Regions from separate parts of the Homo sapiens genome. Here region 1 is linked to region 2. The links are chromatin contacts, found by Hi-C or POLR2A ChIA-PET in ENCODE. All regions are on one chromosome and are shown on one strand. The core of a region is the stretch at or near the end of the contact, and the rest is flanking DNA. Distances in the headings are between cores, read along the strand shown. Region 1 overlaps LINC00570 (long intergenic non-protein coding RNA 570). Region 2 overlaps PPIAP60 (peptidylprolyl isomerase A pseudogene 60).

Region 1 (4,610 bases), core at 291-2,790, 35 kb before region 2:
GCACAATCTCCGCTCACTGCAACCCCCAGCTTCCAGGTTCAAACAATTCTCCTGCCAAGTAGCTGGGATTACAGGCACATGCCACCACGCCCAGCTAATTTTTGTATTTTTAGTAGAAACGAGGTTTCACCATGTTAGCCAGGCTGGTCTTGAACTCCTGACCTCAGGTGATCTGCCCGCCTTGGCCTCCCAGGGTGCTGGGATTACAGGTGTGAGCCACCACACCGGGCAAGATCTTGATCACGCAGAGGCCACCAATGAGATTTGCTACTCCAGGTGTCCCTTGACAGGCCTGGTGGCGGGTTGGATTGGGAAGAGGAGATCGTGGAAACACCGGATGGATTAAGTGGCTGGAAGGAGAGGCAGGAGAAGCTCTCAAGGGACATGCTCTTGTTTTAAAATAGGCACAGCAAAGTGAAACTGCCCCCAGCAGGGCTGCTGTCCTCGCTCTCCGCTCTGGGGCTATCCCAGCTCACCGGCCATGCATGCCCCACTAGCAATTTTCTTCCTGCCAGGAGCTTGGAGCAACCTGAGTCCACACCAGCTCTCACTAAGCTAGGCCTTATCCACCTGCTACTCAGGTGGGAGGGATCCTGGATGCTCAGTGGCTTCAGCCAGGGCCACAGGCTGGTTCTCAGCAGTCTTCTGTGAGCAGCAAACAGAGCCCAGAGGTTGCAAGGGCAGGCCTGGGTCTGCTCTGAGGGGCTGCAGCACAGCCTAGAACCCCGTGGCATTTGTCAAATGGTGGCAGCAGCTCTGAGAATTGTGTGCTGTATCTGATCACAAAGTTTCATCTTTCCGCAGCATAAGACTTTGCAGAAAAGGACAGTGGCTTTGCCAAGGACCAAAGACTGAGTCACTGCTATTGTGCTGGAGTGAAGAGAGGGGGATCAGAAGAGATCTCTGGGCAGGAACAATCTTACTACTATTGTTACTTTTAATAATTCTAATAATAGGGTCACAATTGTATTTTTTTCCCAGAGTATTGTCACCTGTATTGACTCGTTTAATTCCCACAATATCCCTCTGAAGTAGGAAAGCGAAAGCTGGGGGTATTGGATTCACATTTAAGAAATGAAGAAACTGAGGCTCAGAAAGGGTCACCGACTCCACAGGATCACACAGAGAATCAGATGTGATCTCAAACTAAAGGTAATACTAATAACAGTTGTATCATCTAGGGTCCCCGCAGGAAACAGTGGCATTCTCCAAAGAGGTAGTTCCTAAGAGTGTAATGAAGGGACTATTTACAGAAGTGGGCACAGGTTAAGGGTACACAAGAAGGGAAGCATCTGAGGCCAGCAAGAGCAGGAATGCCCTGCCACCCCGACGCCTGGAGGAGCAGAGAGAGCGGGCAGAACCTCAGTGAGAGATTTGCCGGTAGGAGGGGGCCACCAGGCAGGAGCTGAGAGAAACACAGCCATTGCCAGACCCACAGAGTGAATACCTCATAGCTCTTCCCTCCCAGCCCCTCCCATTTCCTGTTGGTGCCTCCCATAGGGCAATTACGCGCATTGCCTGCAGTCCATGAGGTCAGCTTCCCACAGCTGAGGGCCAGTGGAGAAGGGTGCAGAGCAGATCCGGAGGAAAATGGAAAATACCCAGCTGCGATCTGCTGTGTCCTGATTACATGGCAGGAACCATACTAGGGACTAGGTGGTTTCGCGTAATCCTTGCCGTAGTGCTGTGTAGTAGAAACAAAATCTCAGATGGCCAACTCAGATGTATAAGGAATGAAGCAGGCCGGGCGCGGTGGCTCACGCCTGTAATCCCAGCACTTTGGGAGGCCCAGGCGGGCGGATCACGAGGTCAGGAGATCGAGACCGTCCTGGCTAACACGGTGAAACCCCGGCTCTACTAAAAGTACAAAACAAAATTAGCTAGGCGTGGTGGCGGGCGCCCGTAGTCCCAGCTACTCGGGAGGCTGAGGCAGGAGAATGGCGTGAACGCGGGAGCTTGCAGTGAGCCGAGATTGCGGCACTGCACTCCAGCCTGGGCGGCAGAGTGAGACTCCCTCTCAACAAAAAAAAAGAAAAAAAGAAATGAAGCATTTGGCTTCACGCAGTGGCTCATGCCTGTAATCCTGGCACTTTGGGAGGCCAAAGTGGGTGGATCATTTGAGGTCAGGAGTTTGAGACCAGCTTGACCAACATGGTAAAACCCCGTCTCTACTGAAAATACAAAATTAGCGGGGCATGGTGGCCGCACACCTGTAATCCTAGCTACTCGGGAGGCTGAGGCAGGATCACCTCTTGAACCCGGGAGCGGAGTTTGCAGTGAGCTGAGATGGTGCCATTGCACTACAGCCTGGGCAACAAGAGTGAAACTCCATCTCAAAAAAAAGAAATGAAGCAATTATAGTTTTTTTAAGTATATAATTTAATTTCCAAATGGAGCCTCCATTCTGCTAGGTGGCAGAAATTTTATGTCAGCTCATGGTTTCTTCAGCCAGTTCTGGATCCCAGCACAGCCCAACTCCTTGAAAACGTCTTCCAGGAGCTTTGTGTGTGTCCATGTGGCTTCCCAAGTACCCAGTCACCAGCTGCTTCTATCCATGGGTGCACACTGACATCTCTCAAGGCATCCTTCTTCCCATCTGGTCTCTTGTCATTGGATCAAATTAATGAGTGCCTGTCCCAACTATGTGATCTCTCTAGGTCCTATTCTCTTTCAACCCTCTAGGGAACTCAGGAAACATTGGGCTATTGTCCATAATGTGGTGATGGTGGTGGTGATGGTGGTGGTGGTGGCGGTGATGGCAGCGGCAGTGGTGATGGCGATGGCGGCAGCGGCGGTGGTGGTGGTGGTGTCACCCGAGGCTGCCTTGGTCCAGCCAGCACGCAGCCTTCTCTATTCATTCTCTCTTGTGTGGACCCGTGGGGGAATTCTATGAGTCTTGCCACTTCAGGGCTCCACTCAGAAGGCAAGGTGAAGTCTTCTTTGGAGCCAGATTCCCAAATGGATCTGGAGTCTCCATTACACACAACCCCCTAGGGGTTTGACCCAGAATCCTCCTCTCAGGGTCATGTGACAATATCTACCCAACCCTCTTGCTTCTTCTCTCCTCCCTCTTGACTCTTTTCCCACCCGCCTCCTGCCATTGACTCCAGCCTATAGAATCTTTAAACAATCACTGGCGTATTGAAAGAATGGCTCTGGGTAATTAGGCATATTTCTGTTTCCAAATCTACTGTTTATGCATAAGCTTTATTCTCCAAGGCTTGCAAGAATAGGATTTTAAAGTTGAAAGGCCTAGATTTTTGCAACCTAAAGCTTTTTCTTTAAAAAATATTTTTTTTTCTTATGTCTGACATGAGAAAATTAGGAGCTCAAAAATTGAGAGTCGCCATCTTGGTTGTCTGCCTTCTCTGGTGGCATCCCTTTCCTGGGGTAGTAAGCCTCAGCTGCCACCTGAAAAAGAAGGATCTCAAATTACAGGAACTACCCAATATGAAAACCATAGCAATAGTTAATGCAGAAATGGAATCATCACGAAGATAATGCAGCTTAAATTTCAGGCCTCCCTTGGAAGAGCTGCTTCCCCAACCTTGGGAGGACTCAAGCAATAGATTAACATGGTTTTTTTTGTTGTTATTGTTGTTTTGGGTTTTTTTTTTTTTTTTTTTTTTTTGAGACAGAGTCTCACTCTGTTTCCCAGGCTGGAGTGGAGTGGCACAATCTCGGCTCACTGCAAGCTCTGCCTCCCGGGTTCATGCCATTCTCCTGCCTCAGCCTCCTGAGTAGCTGGGACTACAGGCACCCACCACCACGCCCGGCTAATTTTTTGTATTTTTAGTAGAGACAGGGTTTCACCGTGTTAGCTAGGATGGTCTCGATCTCCTGACCTCGTGATCCGCCCGCCTGGGCCTCCCAAAGTACTGGGATTACAGGCGTGAGCCACCGTGCCCGGCGCAGCATGTTTTTAAAAAATATGCAAAAATCAAGATATAATATTTTAACAATTCCTGAAGCCCACATCTCCCACTCAGACTTCGTTTCCACCACACATCTGCTTGTATTGGGTGGTGATGCGGCTCTTTGGGGCTTTAGCCGAAGGGAAGTCGAACTGGGTCTACACAGTAACATCCTCAGCCTGGACTAGGGCAGTGCACACCCTCTACTTTCAGAAGCTCCTCTCTTGTCCTTCTCTAGCTGCATTTCTACCCTAAGGGCAAGGAGTCTACAGGGCCAAAGGGAGCTTCACCCTCTTCCAGGCTACTCCTCAGGTGCGGCAGCCATGGGAATCTGCCTCTCAGAGCTTCCTTGAAGAAGAGCATGAGGGACTGGGTGCAGTGTCTCACGCCTGTAATCCCAGCACTCTGGGAGGCTGAGGTGGGCAGATCATAAGGTCAAGAGATCGAGACCAGCCTGGCCAACATGGTGAAACCCCATCTCTACTAAAAATACAAAAATTACCTGGGCCTGGTGGTGCACACCTGCAGTCCCAGCTACTTGGGAGGCTGAGGCAGGAGAATCACTTGAAGCCGGGAGGCAGAGGTTGCAGTGAGTCGAGATTGCGCCACTGCACTCCAGCCTGGCAACAGAGAGAGACTCTGTCTCAAAAAAAAAAAAAAAAAAAAAAAAAAAAACCACAGGAAAAAAAAAAAGAA
Region 2 (4,985 bases), core at 1,569-4,068:
TTTGGGACCTGCCCGTCTGGCTCACAAAGTTACAAGTGATGGTCAGTTGATATAAAACAGATGTGTATGTGTAACCATAAAGCACAATGAAGAGATGATTTGCTCTATGTACGAATTCCCCAATATCATCTGCCTCTAGTTCAGTATTGTTGTCATTCATGTGGATGGGTGGGACAGAGCTGACAGTTTTCCTTCTGGAGAGAAGCAGCCTGTGACTGCTTTGCTGACAGAGGTGCTGACTCCAGGCATCAACGAGCATCGCAAGGAAGCCAGGGTCATGGGTCCAGGCAGATCCCTGCTCCCAACTGGTCTCTGTTTCTACAGGTAGCCAGAGAGGCCACAGCAAGCATCTACAGCAAGGGTGGGGTTCCCTGGGGTCAAAGTCACAGAGAAATGGGGAACCCTGGAATGCAAGGGCAGGGAGGGACTTGCCAACCAGATTCAGCAAACATTTGCTCGGTGCCTCCAGGATGTACTAGGCACGGGGCCAGGTGACTTATACACATTAAATAGTTTCATCTCCATGACAACCCTGGGGCTCAGGCCTCAGGTTATCTCCATTTCACTAGTTCCAATGGGTCACGTGACCAGGCCAAGAGCACGTGCCATGCCCTACTTGGCCTGTTTGAATCCTCTCATTGGCGAGGTCTCATGTGAAACATCACCTTCTCAGGGAGGCCTCCCAGGTGCCTTCTCCTGCTCTGTCTCCCAGGCCAGAGTACAGTGGCACGATCACAATTCACTGCAGCCTTGACCTCCTGACTCTAGTGATCCTCCCGCCTCAGCCTCTCTAGTACCTAGGACTACAGGCACACGCCACCATACTTGGCTAATTTTTAAAAATTTTTTGTAGAGGTGGGGTCTCCCTATGTTGTCCAGGCTGGAATTGAACTCCTGGGCTCAAGCAATCCTTCCACCTCGGCCTCCCAAAATGCTAGGATTACAGGTGTGAGCCACCATGCCTGGCCTTTTTTGTTTTTGTTTTTTTAATTTACAGAATGCTTTGTAATCACACGCTTGTGTGTTGCCTTTTTTAATGTCTACCTTTCCAACTAGACTGTAAACACAAGGTCCAGAGCCCTGTCAATTTTGTTTACCACAGCATTTAGGAAGCATCTGAGAAAACACTTGTTGAACAAACTATAGGAATAAATACAGGTATTAAGAACTTAAACATACATGGTCTGATTTTTAAAATTTTCTCCTTTGTTGTTTTTCATTGCTCTTCTTGCTAGATAAGAGATGAGAAGTGGTGTTTTGGGTGAGATTTTTCAATAAAGCCACAAAAGTTCCCATAATCTTTCTCACCCTGAAACCACTGAGCATCTGCCTGTGAAGTGAGGCTAAGACCCTCAGCAGATCCCTGGATCCACAGTGATCTCCTCCCACTTCATAATTTACAAAGCACTCAAAGCATTGCAGGTGCTCAAACAATTCATCGTGACTGTGGAGCAAGCCAATGAAACATGCTCCTTAGCTCTTGAATACACGCAGATTGTGGCTGTTTCTACCCTGGCAGAGAAGTGTATTTGGTAAGCACCTATCTTGAATAGAGTCAGCTATGGCTCAGACCAGGCTGTCAGTAGTTTAATTGCACCATTTCCCTGATGGAAATGCCTACTGCACTCTTCCCTCCAACCCCAGTCCTAAGAATAACCAGAGATAACCAGCCAAATCTCTTACGCTAACACTGGCACCTAGTAGGCACTTAGTAACTGTTGCATCTCTTCCTTTCCTCACCTGTCAAGGGTGGGCTGTGATCCTATGTCCTCCCTACTCCAGCCCCCAAGGACATTCTCCTCCTCTGAATTCTTACACAATTTCCTCCATCCTCCTACCATTGGCCGCTAACTCAGCTAACTTTGAACTGAGACATTTCTCCTCTGAATATTTGGGTCTTCAAATTCAGGCTGCGAGCTCCTTGGAGACAGGGATTTATCTGGTCTGATACTTTGAGGCCTGGCCATTCTTGGCACCTAACAAGGTTAATATAAGTCCTGGCCTTGCCCAGAGTAGCTGCTCCATAGATAAGGACCAAACTTTTGAACCTCTTTAAGACAAGGTAGATTGGATGTAGGACAAGCTAGGAAACAAAGTTGGCATGTGAGCATCAATCAGCTTTTCCTTCTTCAGGTCTGAAATGAGTTCTGTCTAAGCCTCCACCTTGAAAACTGAGCCCTTGACCCCATCACTGTAACTTCCAATTTCCCTTTCAAGAGGACAACCCGATGCTGGGAGATAAATAGGGTTTTAGAACTGGAGTTGGATCAAAACAGGAAAATCAGGCTGGGCACAGTGGCTCACGACTGTAATCCCAACAATTTGGGAGGCTGAGGCAGAAGGACCACTTCTGGCCAGGAGTTCAAGACCAGTCTGTGCTACATAGCGAGATTCCCCTCATCTCTACAAAAAAATTTTAAAAATAGTCAAGGGCAGTGGTGCCTATAGTTCCAGCTACTGGAGAGGCTGAGGCAGGAGGATTGTCTGAGCCTGGGCAATCAAGGCTGCAGTGAGCCATGATCTTGCCATTGCACTCCAGCCTGGGTGATAGAGTGATCCCATCTCAAAAAAATAAAAATAAAAACGATTAAAATAAAATGAAAAAATCTGACTGATGAGGGTCAAACTAGGAAAACAATTCTGTCCAAGAGGTTATTATGGGGCCAAAAATGGGCCTAAAAGCCAGAAAACAAGAAGTTAGGCATTCACTGAAATGCAAACCAGACAGAAAGCAAGAGAGCAGAAAGAGCTGGACAATTGCTGAGAAACAGCCCGGGACTCTGACGCTTGCCTCCACCCGTGTGGACAGCGTGCCAGTTTGACGGCTCAGAATCGGAAGGGCACCCACATGGGCCTCCCCAGCTTCCTTTGGCTCAAAGGTGTCCAGACAAAAAGCGAACAAGGCAGTAGGAAAATGGAAGCTCCAATTTCCCTTCTCATTAAAACTGTGGGTATGCCTTTTCTCACACAGAATTTCCCTCACATTCTGGGCTCTCGGCTGTGTCCAGGAGTCCAGGACTGGCTTTCAGCCAATGCACAAGCTTCCATTTCAGTCCGGAGTTAGAAATCTGTCATGCTTTGACGTTTTGGTCAAATGGCTCATGTCCAGAATCCACCAAATGTGCATTTTGCAAAACTGCCCTCTCTTCACAAGCTGCAGCCTCAATTCTCATTGTGAGTAGCTGAATATAACAAGGAGAACCTTCAGACTAGAAATTGCCTGATTTCTCCTGCAAACTTCTGCCCTGAGAAGGCAGATGTGGGGCTGCAGACACAGGCACTTATTCATTCATCTCATTGAAAAGCTACGAGTTGGTTCCTTATTGCCTCTCCATAATAGAAAAACTCTTTAATGAGCTCTCTTTTTGTTTTTCAAATCAGATATGCAAAGAAGCTCATAACAATTTTTTTTAAAAATGCGAAACAAGAATCTCCAATTATGGGAGCAAAATCTTCAGCTTCTGGGTTCCTGTCTCACTGAGGAAATGGATTTGAAATGGCAAGGAGGAAATGAGGAGGCAAACTTTCATGTCTATTTTAGTTTTCCAATGCAGTCCTATTTCCTTTGGACTTTGTATAAACAAGGAAAGGACAGTTGTTAGTTCAGTTATTACAGATAACCTGTGTCTTTAAAGTAAATGTATCTTAAATAAGTAGGACTCCCATAAATGACTACACTTTTTCAAAATATGACTCCCCAGCTTATAACAAGAATAATAGCAAACATCACTTTATTAAGCAATTACTATGTAAAAGACACTTAGTGCTTAGCACACACTGGAAATATTGTTGACTGGCTATATTTTCCCCAGAAATCCCATTTCTGAAAGCCTATTACAAAGAAATAAAATCATCAGTATAACAAAGGAGTGTGTGTGTGTGGGTGTGAGTGTGGGGGGGGGTGTGAGTGTGTGTGGGTGTGAGTGTGTGTGTGAGTGTGAGTGTGTGTATGTAAGTGCACACACATGTTGTAGTATTGTTCATAGTGGCAAAAACTAGAAACAAAGTGAATATTGATAACATGGGCACAGATGACAAATTATATCTCCAAATTATGAAACAGAATCCAGCCATTAAAATCAGAGCTTTGCCACGTGACTAGGATGAAGTTACAAAAAGTATTGTTGAGTGAGAAAAGCAGGATACATAGGATACATGGAATTGAGTATAATATGATTTCTTTTTTTTTTTTTTTTTGAGATGGAGTCTCGCTCTGTCACTGAGGCTGGAGTGCAGTGGCACAATCTCAGCTCACTGCAACCTCCGCCTCCCGGATTCAAGCAATTCTCCTCCCTCAGCCTCCTGAGTAGCTGGGACTACCGTCACCTGCCACCACGCCCCAGCTAATTTTTGTATTTTTAGTAGAGATGGGCTTTCACCATATTGGTCAGGCTGATCTCAAAATCCTGACCTCAGGTGATCCACCTGCCTCAGCCTCCCAAAGTGCTGGGATTACAGTTGTGAGCCACTGCACCTGGCCGATTTCTTTTTTAAAATGATCAAAAAACCATTTATATGTGGGAATATAGCTATATACTTTTATTATTGAATTACCATGGAAAAAAACATGGAAGAGGGAGGCCAAGGCAGGAGGATCACTTGAGGCCCAGGAGTTTGAGACCAGCCTGGGCAACAAAGCGAGACCCTCATCTCTACAAACAATTAAAAAATTAGCTGGGCTTCGTGGTTCACGCCTGTAGTTCCAGCTACTCAGGAAGTTGAGGTGGGAAGATCACCTGGGCTTGGATAGATCAAGGCTGCAGTGAGCCGTGATTGCGCCACTGTACTCTAGCCAGGGTGACAGAGAGACTCTGTCTAAAAAAAAAAAAAAAGGAAAAAAAAAAAAACTTGGAAGGTGCATTCAAGGTTGTCAACATGGTTGTGTGGGTTGTGTCATGGGCCCAGGTTCAGCCTGGAGCCATGACATGAGTGGAACAGACTAGAAGGGGAGGGAGGGGAAAATAAAGAGAAAGGGAAAATGGAAT

What was found. Hi-C counts contacts between places; a loop is a spot of excess contacts on that map. ChIA-PET counts read pairs that join two places held with the same protein, here RNA polymerase II (POLR2A). Pooled maps may share reads with other maps.
Region 1: a loop to region 2 is called in a map of heart right ventricle, with 2.3 times the contacts of the local background. The contact joins two enhancer-like sites. A Hi-C loop is called at or near these places in 8 of 168 maps with a recorded cell type or tissue (HepG2, IMR-90, aorta and 5 more) and 13 of 50 pooled maps. POLR2A ChIA-PET finds 5 or more read pairs at or near these places in 12 of 52 experiments (AG04449, AG04450, B cell and 9 more).

The regions. Positions count from the first base shown.
Region 1 is chr2:11,400,826-11,405,435 of GRCh38, reverse strand. It overlaps LINC00570 (long intergenic non-protein coding RNA 570), which reads right to left. Exons shown (of 3, transcript NR_047499.1): 3 at 2,359-3,411. Among named protein-coding and RNA genes, the nearest start is that of LINC00570, 9.2 kb to the right of the region's middle. Within about 2 kb of position 1,540, at least 17 of the 41 ENCODE cell types and tissues checked have a DNase peak (open chromatin) inside an H3K27ac peak, as active enhancers do; they include ascending aorta, heart right ventricle and sigmoid colon, where a contact is called at or near this core.
Region 2 is chr2:11,366,309-11,371,293 of GRCh38, reverse strand. The region is part of intron 3 of PPIAP60 (peptidylprolyl isomerase A pseudogene 60); the gene reads right to left. Among named protein-coding and RNA genes, the nearest start is that of PPIAP60, 17 kb to the right of the region's middle. Within about 2 kb of position 2,818, at least 11 of the 41 ENCODE cell types and tissues checked have a DNase peak (open chromatin) inside an H3K27ac peak, as active enhancers do; they include ascending aorta, heart right ventricle and sigmoid colon, where a contact is called at or near this core.